2 separate regions of the Homo sapiens genome follow, and region 2 is linked to region 1. Evidence: read pairs that join two places in POLR2A ChIA-PET (ENCODE). Cell type or tissue: K562. All regions are shown on one strand. Each heading gives the region's core, and the rest is flanking DNA. Links, peaks and the distances in the headings are about the cores only. Region 1 overlaps MAST2 (microtubule associated serine/threonine kinase 2). Region 2 has its middle 7.9 kb from the start of AKR1A1.

Region 1 (4,391 bases), core at 159-4,158:
GGGCCTCTCAATCTCAACTGGCCTAAAAGGTACCCTTCTCTGTGTATGGGTTGTTGAGAACACCAAGACTCAGGTGTTCCTCTGTGACACAGAGAAAGGCACTGGAGCCTCAGATACCATCTTCATCAATCTCTACACCTGAACCAGTCATTGTGGTCTGGCCCAGCTTACTCCCTGTCACTCCTGGTGCAGTGCCAGCATTACCTGAGGGGATTCTTTCTGGGAGGAACTGCTGCTCCTCTGGGATCCTACCCTGCACATCTTAGCCAATTAATTACTTCTTAGGGACCCTGCAAAACTGAGCTCAGTCATTAAAGTCATGTTCATTTTAATCTCCATCACCTTCCTTAACCTAAAATTCTGGCACTGATTTACCAGCTAATGCCAAAGAGAATCGAAAATTAATCAGCAGCTGTTAAGGTTAGTTTGGTTTGATGAAGATGTGCCCAGGTGATTCACAGAATAAAGACATATTCAAATGGACATTTAATTCTGCTTTTGAAATGGGCTTCTTCCCCACGCCAGCAACCTGTCTTCAGCAGCAACTTTTTTAGCTGGCCTAGATCATACACCCAGGGCCAATGGGTTCTGGAGCCAGATAACCATCAGAATTGATGATACCATTGTTCTCCTTTTACCAGATGTAATCTAAAGTATATTTCTGCTGCTAACTACCTTTAAACAGAAAAAGAGAGGGACCACTTGACAGTATTGTTAAATACCTCCTGGGGTGATGGGTTGAGCTGTACCTGAAGCCAAAAATAGCTTGGGCTTTGTTGAACTTGACTCACTCAAGCTGGCCAATGTATTATGCCAGGGGTTAGCAAATTACAGCCTGCAGACTAACTATGGCCTGCTACTTTTTTTTTTTCTTTTGTAAATAAAGTTTATATATTATTTGTGGATACTTTCATACTACAACAGCAGAGTTGAGGAATGTGACAGAGATATATGGCCTATAAAGCCTAAAAATATTTACTATCTTGGCCCCTTATAGCATAGTGTGCCCACCTCTGTGTTATGCAAACAAGCTGAAATCCACATGCACTGGAACAGTGGGCAGAGAGCACCCTCACCTGAGGCTCCGGGAGCGAGGCCGCATGGCTGGGGACTGCCGTCCTTCCTCATCTGGTACGCTCTCTGTGCTGAAATGCTTCGTCAAAAAGTGCAGCTCATCAGCTGTAGGCTGGAAAGGCAACTGATGCAGCTTTTCCTGTGAGGAGCATGATGACTAGAGGGGAAAACATTAAGAAGTGGCATTAAAGACATGTCCCAGAGCAGTCCAAGAATGGGGAAGGACTGAAAATGGTCAGGGAACTTCCCAGTCACTATAAACCCAAAGCAGGTCTTCTTTCCCCTACTCCCTTAGCCTTGCCTGTGCTTGATCCTGTTTTTCTCCAGCCCTTCAGAGCCCTCAGCCCTGAGGAATTCAATATACTGGAGTCCTTCAAGGGTTGTGCAGGGAGTTGGGCCCAGACCTTCATGGAATTTTAGAGCTGCAAAAGTAGTTAATAAATCATGCTTCCTCACTTGGGACATGTTTTAGGTGTACCCAGCTGCAAATAACATCCTCTTAAGTTCGCCCTTCCACAATCTTGAGAGAGCCACCCTGGGGGCAGCTCAGCAATGTTTCCTTTTGGCTGCTATCTGGAGGAGAAGTGCCTTTGCTGGGGCTGTGAAGGCTGTGCCCAGACTCACTCAAGCTGGCCAATGTATTGTGCCAGGGGTTAGCAAACTACAGCCTGCAGACCAACTATGGCCTGATGTCCAGCAGGCAAGAAAATCCAGCAGGGAAGAAAATTACTTTTACATCTGGACCTGAAGATTAGGCTTGACCTGAAAACACTCATGAATTCTAAACATGGCTCAGTGACTGAGGATTCCTCACAACAGCACTGCCAATCTCAACAGGCCATCTGAGGGAGGGTGCTCGGCTATCACAGGACTTCTACAGGCGCAGCTAATGCTGAAGCACCCATTCAGTCCCAGGATCAGGGAACTCCCCCCTCCATTACCTGACAAGACTGACAAAGAGAACAGGCAAGTCAGGGCCAGCCCAAGTTCTATTTACCAAACTAATCAATGATCTGGGGTTTTTTTTTTTTTTTTGAGACAGAGTTTCGCTCTTGTTGCCCAGGCTGGAGTGCAATGGCACGATCTTGGCTCACTGCAACCTCCGCCTCCCAGGTTCAAGTGACTCTCCTGCCTCAGCCTCCTGAGTAGTTGAGATTACAGGCATGTGCCACCATGCCCGGGTAATTTTGTATTTTTAATAAAGATGGGGTTTTTCCACGTTGGTCAGGCTGGTCTGGAACTCCCGACCTCAGGTGATCTGCCCGCCTTGGCCTCCCAAAGTGCTGGGATTACAGGCGTGAGCCACCGCGCCCAGCCTGTTTGTTTTTTTAGAGACAGGATTCTGTTCTGTTGTCCTGGCTGGAGTGCAGTGGCGTTATCATAGCTCACTGCTGCCTCAAACTTCTGGGCTCAAGTGATCCTCATGCCTCAGCCTCCCAAGCAGCTGAAACTGCAGGTGCATGCCACCATGTCCAGCTATTTTTTTTTTAAGTGACAGGGTCTTGCTGTGTTGTCCAGGCTGGTCTTTTGGAACTCCTGCTTTGACCTCTCAAAGTGCTGAGATTATAGGCCTGAGCTACTGCTCCCAGAGCCAAGGTTTAAATATCTAAATCCATTTAAGAATCAAAGCTAAAGCACCACACTGAGATAACTCTGTTGTCACAGGCTCAATAAACAAGTGAGAAATCAGCATTTCTTTTTTGCTAACAGTGCACATTTTCTCTCATAGAATGCTATAATACATGAAGTTATAAACAGCGAGTGAGATGTCTCCACAGGGTTATTTCTTGGCCCCATTTTAATAAATGATTTGGATCAAAGTTGCAAAAAATATTCTTACCAGCTATAGCTAACATGAAACTAGTGAGGCAATGTAAACTACAGTGGGCAAAACTGGTATTTTAAAGAATCCTAATAAGCTGGAGCAATGAGTTAAGTCTTAAAATTTGCAGATGAGACTTACCTTGGTTCTAAAAAAATCACTTGTTTGAGTGAAGAGTTATGGGAAAGGGGATTTTTTTTTTTTTTTTTTTTTTGAGATAGTCTTGCTCTGTCACCCAGGCTGGAGTGCAGTGGTGTGATCTCGGCTCATGGCAATCTCCGCCTCCTGGGTTCAAGCGATTCTCCTGCCTCAGCCTCCTGAGACGCTGGGACTACAGGCGCCCACCACCACGCCCAGCTAATTTTTTGTATTTTTAGTGGAGACGGGGTTTCACCATGTTAGCCACGATGGTCTCGATCTCCTGACCTTGCGATCAGCCTGCCTCAGCCTCCCAAAGTGCCAGGATTACAGGTGTGAGCCACTGCGCCTGGCCCGGGAAGGGGAATGTTTATTAGAGAAAGATCTTAAACTTAACAGTTGCCAAAGACCAATGACATCTTTGGATTAATGTGATAGTAGTATCTAGGTTGGGAGAGGAAATGTACTCCTTTTCCCTGCTCGAGATTCAGGAATAAAGGCACACTGAGCAGGGAAGACCTGAAGAATGCTGCAAGTAATGGGGATGGGGTCAGCAGGTCTACGGCCTGCTTCTGTATGGCCTTCAAAGACTAAAACATTTACTCCACGTTGGGCTCTTTACAGAAAAAGTTGGCCAACCTTGTCACTGTGGTTTTAATAAAAAGTTGCTCGGCTGGGTGTGGCAGTTCACGCCTGTAATCCTAGCACTTTGGGAAGCCAAGGCAGATGGATCGCTTGAGCCCAGAAATTTGGGACCAGCCTGGGAAACATGATGAAACCCCCTCTCTACAAAAAATTAGCCTGCTACAGGGTGGTGGCATGCCCCTGCAGTCCCAGTCTACTTAGGAGAATGAGGTGGGAGGATCATCTGAGCCTGGGGAGGTTGAAGCTGCAGCGAGCCGTGATTGCGCCACTGCACTCCAGCCTGGGTGACAGTGACACTCTTTCAAAAAAAAAAAAGTTGCTCAATGAGGGCTTAAGGGTCAATTGTGCATAGCAGCAATTAGTACAGCTCTTGTGTTTTAGGCTAAAACATTCTCCAAAAGAAATAAACGTTTTAGAGACAGGTCCAGCTTTTTGCTTCATATGCATCAAACTTGGATATCAAATAACAATCACTCTTCCCTTCTTTTTTGAAAGAAAAAGGTGAAAAAGAGGGGAGAGTCTACCAAGTGCTTCAGATATGAGAAAGGTGATCTGCTCTTGGTTCCAGTTCTAGAAATAAGGATGGAGGAGTAGGGGAAGTGTGCTTAGGAGTCCCCATATCTGGTCTCACTGTCAAAGCAAAAGTTCATCCTCAAGCTCTCCTCTGCCTCCACTAGAAGTAACTGATTCCCAGAGAGGGCACTGGTCATCC
Region 2 (4,391 bases), core at 73-4,072, 460 kb after region 1:
AGGCCCCTCAAATCCTGTGGTCCCATTCAAGTGGCTGCTGAGAGCCAGCAAGGCTGGCACCAGGCCCTGGGGACTGCATTATGCAGTCAGCTACCTCATCTTTTGGGATCTGAGCTCCAATCCCCAATCCCACCAGAGTGACTTGGTCCTCAGAACCATTTATTGCTTTTTTCCTGATTATGCACCAAAGCAAAATTCTTAATTTCTTAAATATATGTTATTTATTTTTTGAGACAGAGTCTTACTCTATCATCTAGGCTAGAGTGCAGTGGCATGATCACGGCTCACTGCAGTGTTGACTTCCCAGGCTCAAACAATCCTCCCACCTCAGCCTCCCAAGTAGCTGGGACTACAACTGTCCACCACCGTGCTCAGCTAATTTTGTTTATTTTTTGTAGAGACGAGGTCTTACTATATTTGCCCAGGTGATCTCAAACTCCTGGGCTCAAGCGATCCTCCCACCTTGGCCTCCCAAAAGTGCTGCAGTTATAGGCATGAGCCACCAAGCTGGCCATGCTTACTTTTTTGAGTTGTTTGGGGATTAAATGAAACAATGGATGTAAAGTGCCTGGTGGTACATAGAGATTTAATGAGTGGTAATGATTATTATTTATATTCAAAATAGGCTGCTGCAAGCTAGGTTGAAATAGGAAAACTGTTCCCTCTTCTCCTACCCCTTCAAGTGAAACTACTACAAACTGCCACCCATCCCTGACAGAGACAGAACTCCAGAATAGAGGAGGAGGACTCTGCACAGGGTTGCAGTCTCTTTCTCTCTCATGCATGCGCACATATACACTCATGCACCCATGCAAGCACACTTACACCTGTACATGCACACACATGATTATGTAGAGCTACAGCTGTTGGCATAGAAGCTATAGTTATATCAGGGTAGGAATCAGTTCTATTATGGCAGTTACAAAGATCAATGCTGCAGTGAAGTGGTGGAAAGGAGGCTGCAGCCAACTGAAACCAATGGACTGGGACTGGAAAGTCGGGGGTGGGGGGAAGAGGAGGAAGTGGTGTGGGCTAGGGCAGGCAGGCAAGGGAATAACCGCTGACGGAAGCAGACAGCCTGTCATATGGCGGTGCGGATTTCCCCTGTCAACTGCATTTCCTAATTTTACGGTCTTCTGTTGCACATGTCACCCACAGAGGCTGCTCTGTGCTAAAAGTGGGTAGAAGTGATTGATTTATTCATTCGACTGACCAATATTTAATGATATCTACCATGTGCCAGGAGTTTTTTGGAAAAATAGACTGTTGTTGGGAAGGGAGTTAAAGGAAGCTGGAGAATGGTAGTCTGAGCAGAGGAATTGATATGTGCCAAGTTGTGGAGGAATGAAGCAGGATGTTACATTCCAGGAACTACATGTGGTTTGATAAGAAGGGAGCATAGGCTGGGTGGGAGGATCACATGAGGCCAGGGCAGCATACTGAGACCCTGTCTCTACAAAAATAGAGGTGTTGTGCACCTGTAGTCCTAGCTACAATGGAGGCTGAGGTGGGAGGATCACTGAAGCCCAGGAGTTTGAGGTTACAGTTAGCTATGATTGTGCCACTGCACTCCAGCCTGGATGACAAAGCAAGACCCTGTCTCTAAAAAAAAAAAAAAAAAAAAAAAAAAAGTATTACAAATTTAAATATATATACTTCAAAATACAAGTAGGAGAAAGAAAAAGAAAACATATATATAAGGCAATTTGATAATATATATGAAAATGTTAAATGTCCATCCCTTCTGATTCAGCAATTGTAAGGAACTTAGTTTTAGGAAATAATAGAAAAGGGACAAGGCTGTTTACTGTGTTGTTTAGATTACCCAAATCAGCTGAGCGTGGTGGCTCACGCCTGTAATCCCAGCACTTTGGGAGGCCAAGATTGGAGGATTGCTTGGGGCCAGCAGTTTGAGACCAGCCCGGGCAACATAGCGAGACCCTGTCTCTATTTTTAAAATATATTTTTAATATAAAAAAATTAAAACATATTACGTAAATATTTGTAGGAAGGGAATATCCAAAATAAATTGTTGTGCATCCATGTGATAAATACAGACACAACAAGGATAAAGTAAATATGTAAGTATTGTTGTGGAAAAAATGTCTTTGATATGTTGTTAAGTGGGGGGAAAAAAAAACTATGGGGTTACTAAAAGTGGGTTTGGCACCAGCTCTGTTCAGCCCTTCAGCTCCGAAGTTCAACGAAGTTCAAAGTCCTACGGCTTCCAAAGGCCAGTGTATCAGTTCCTGCCCCTGGATCAAGGTTGTGCAAGATGAGGGAGGAGGCTGGTCACAAGCCTGACATGGGGGTAGAGATTTCTTATCCAGCCCTGCCTCAGCCTTGACAGAGTTCAGGAGCCAGATCCCTGCATTGCAGCCTGGCTTCCTTCTCCAGGCAGAACGTGAGTAAAGGTTAAACATTCCTGGGTGCTAGGTACATAGTGGTGCCCTTCCTACTTCATTAGGATAAAAAGGTAACTTGTCTGAGCTCTACTAGTGCTGGGCTTTAAGAACCTGATTTCCTTTCTTTTTTTCTTCTTCTTTTTTTAAATCAGTTGGTTTAATTCCAGGTGATACATAATTTAGAGTAGAACAAAGACCAAAGGGCCAACTCTGGTAGGATTCTGGGCTGGGAGATGATAAGCCACTGTATGATTTTTCTTTTTTTTCTTTAAAGGTTTATTCTTTTTTTTTTTTTTTTTTTTAACATGGAGTCTTGCTCCGGAGTCTTGCTCCAGAGACTCTCCTTTGCACACCCAGAGTGCAATGGCGCGATCTTGGCTCACTGCAAACTCTGCCTCCCAGGTTCAAGCAATTCTCCTACCTCAGCCTCCTGAGTAGCTGGGATTACAGGTGCCTGACACAAGGCTCAGCTAATTTTTTTTGTATTTTTATTAGAGACGGGGTTTCACCATATTGATCAGGCTGGTCTTGAACTCCTGACCTCATGATCTACTCACCTCAGCCTCCCAAAGTGCTGGGATTACAGGCATGAGCTACAATGCCCAGCCAAAAGTTTATTCTTGCTCTATTGTGCAGGCTGGAGTGCAGTGGTATAATCATAGCTCAATGTAATCTCAAACTCCAGGCCTCAAGGGATCCTCTTACCTCAGTCTTCTGAGTAACTAGGGCTATAGGCACGCACCACTATGCGTTGCTAATTTTTTCACTTTTTTGTAGAGACAGTGTCTCTCTATGTTGCCCAGGCTGGTCTTGAACTTCCCGCCTCAAGTGATCTTCCCACCTCAGCCAGGCCCGTCCCTGAGACCTCCATTTTTTAGCTCTTGAGTTTCTTTTGCTTCCTTTTTTTTTTTTTTTCTTTTTGAGACGGAGTTTTGCTCTTGTTGCCCAGGCTGGAGTGCAATAGTGCGATCTTGGCTCACCACAACCTCTGCCCCTCGGGTTCAAGCGATTCTCCTGCCTCAGCCTCCAGAATAGCTAGGATTACAGGCATGCACCACCACGCCTGGCTAATTTTTGTATTTGTATATATATATATATATTTTTTTTTAGTATAAACAGGGTTTCTCCATGTTGGTCTGGCTGGTCTCGAACTGCTGACCTCAGGTGATCTGCTTGCCTTGGCTTTCCAAAGTGCTGGGATTACAGATGTGAGCCACCATGCCTGGCTTTTTGCTTCCTTTTGTTTTGTTTTTATGTTATCTTTTGTTTTGTTTTGGTTTGGTTTTTTGCTTCCCTTTTTTTTTTTTTTTTTTTTGAGACAGGATCTCACTCTGTCACCCAGGCTAGATCATGGATCTCACAATGGTGTGATCATGGTTCATTGCAGCCTTGATCTCCTGGGCTCAAGTGATACTCCCACCTCAGCCTCCTGACTATAGGTGTCCTGGGACTACAGGTGTACACCAGCACACTTGGCTAATTTTTAAAATTTTTGGTAGAGACAGGGTTTTGCCATTTTGGCCAGGCTAGTCTCGAACTCCTGGACTCAAGTGATCTTCTAGCCTCAGCCTCCCAAAGTGCTGGGACTACAACCATGAGCAACCATGCCTGGCCTGGCCTGCTTCTCTTTTTGTTTCTGCTTAAAAGCGTCATCTTAGTCATTCATCTCCTCGGCCTGCTCCTTGTGCTGTTTCAGGGGCTTCTTGCCGTCTTTGTGGCCAGACATGGCGCCTGCTGTACTTTTACCTCATTTCTTTTTCTAGGGATTCTAGCAATAAGCCTTTGATATAAGGCTGCCATGTTAGTCATAGACCAATTATAGCCAAGCTACTTGGCTTGACTGTGTTCTTGTCCAGTTGGAGACAAGATATTTGAGTCTATTTCGGAGAGGCAACAGGATTTCAGGGTCACCAGAAGCAAATGGCACTCAATGAACATTAATTAAGCTCCACATAAGCCTGGGACACTAGTAAGAAGCAAAATACC

Evidence for each region. Peaks named below come from ENCODE experiments on the same cell type or tissue, not always from the same donor. Only the 100,000 strongest peaks of a DNase experiment are listed, where the experiment ranks them.
Region 2: POLR2A ChIA-PET joins it to region 1 with 7 read pairs; 2 of 35 experiments call an interaction of 5 or more read pairs at or near these places.

Annotation. Positions count from the first base shown.
Region 1 is chr1:46,003,081-46,007,471 of GRCh38, reverse strand. MAST2 (microtubule associated serine/threonine kinase 2) reads right to left here. Exons shown (of 29, transcript NM_015112.3): 8 at 1,077-1,231. Among named protein-coding and RNA genes, the nearest start is that of PIK3R3, 130 kb to the left of the region's middle. In K562, for the core only: no CTCF peak of the experiment used is centred there; no DNase peak of the experiment used is centred there.
Region 2 is chr1:45,540,690-45,545,080 of GRCh38, reverse strand. No RefSeq gene overlaps it. Among named protein-coding and RNA genes, the nearest start is that of AKR1A1, 7.9 kb to the left of the region's middle. RefSeq lists a silencer at 65-114 and enhancers at 1,171-1,220, 1,241-1,390. In K562, for the core only: no CTCF peak of the experiment used is centred there; a DNase peak (open chromatin) is centred at 2,300.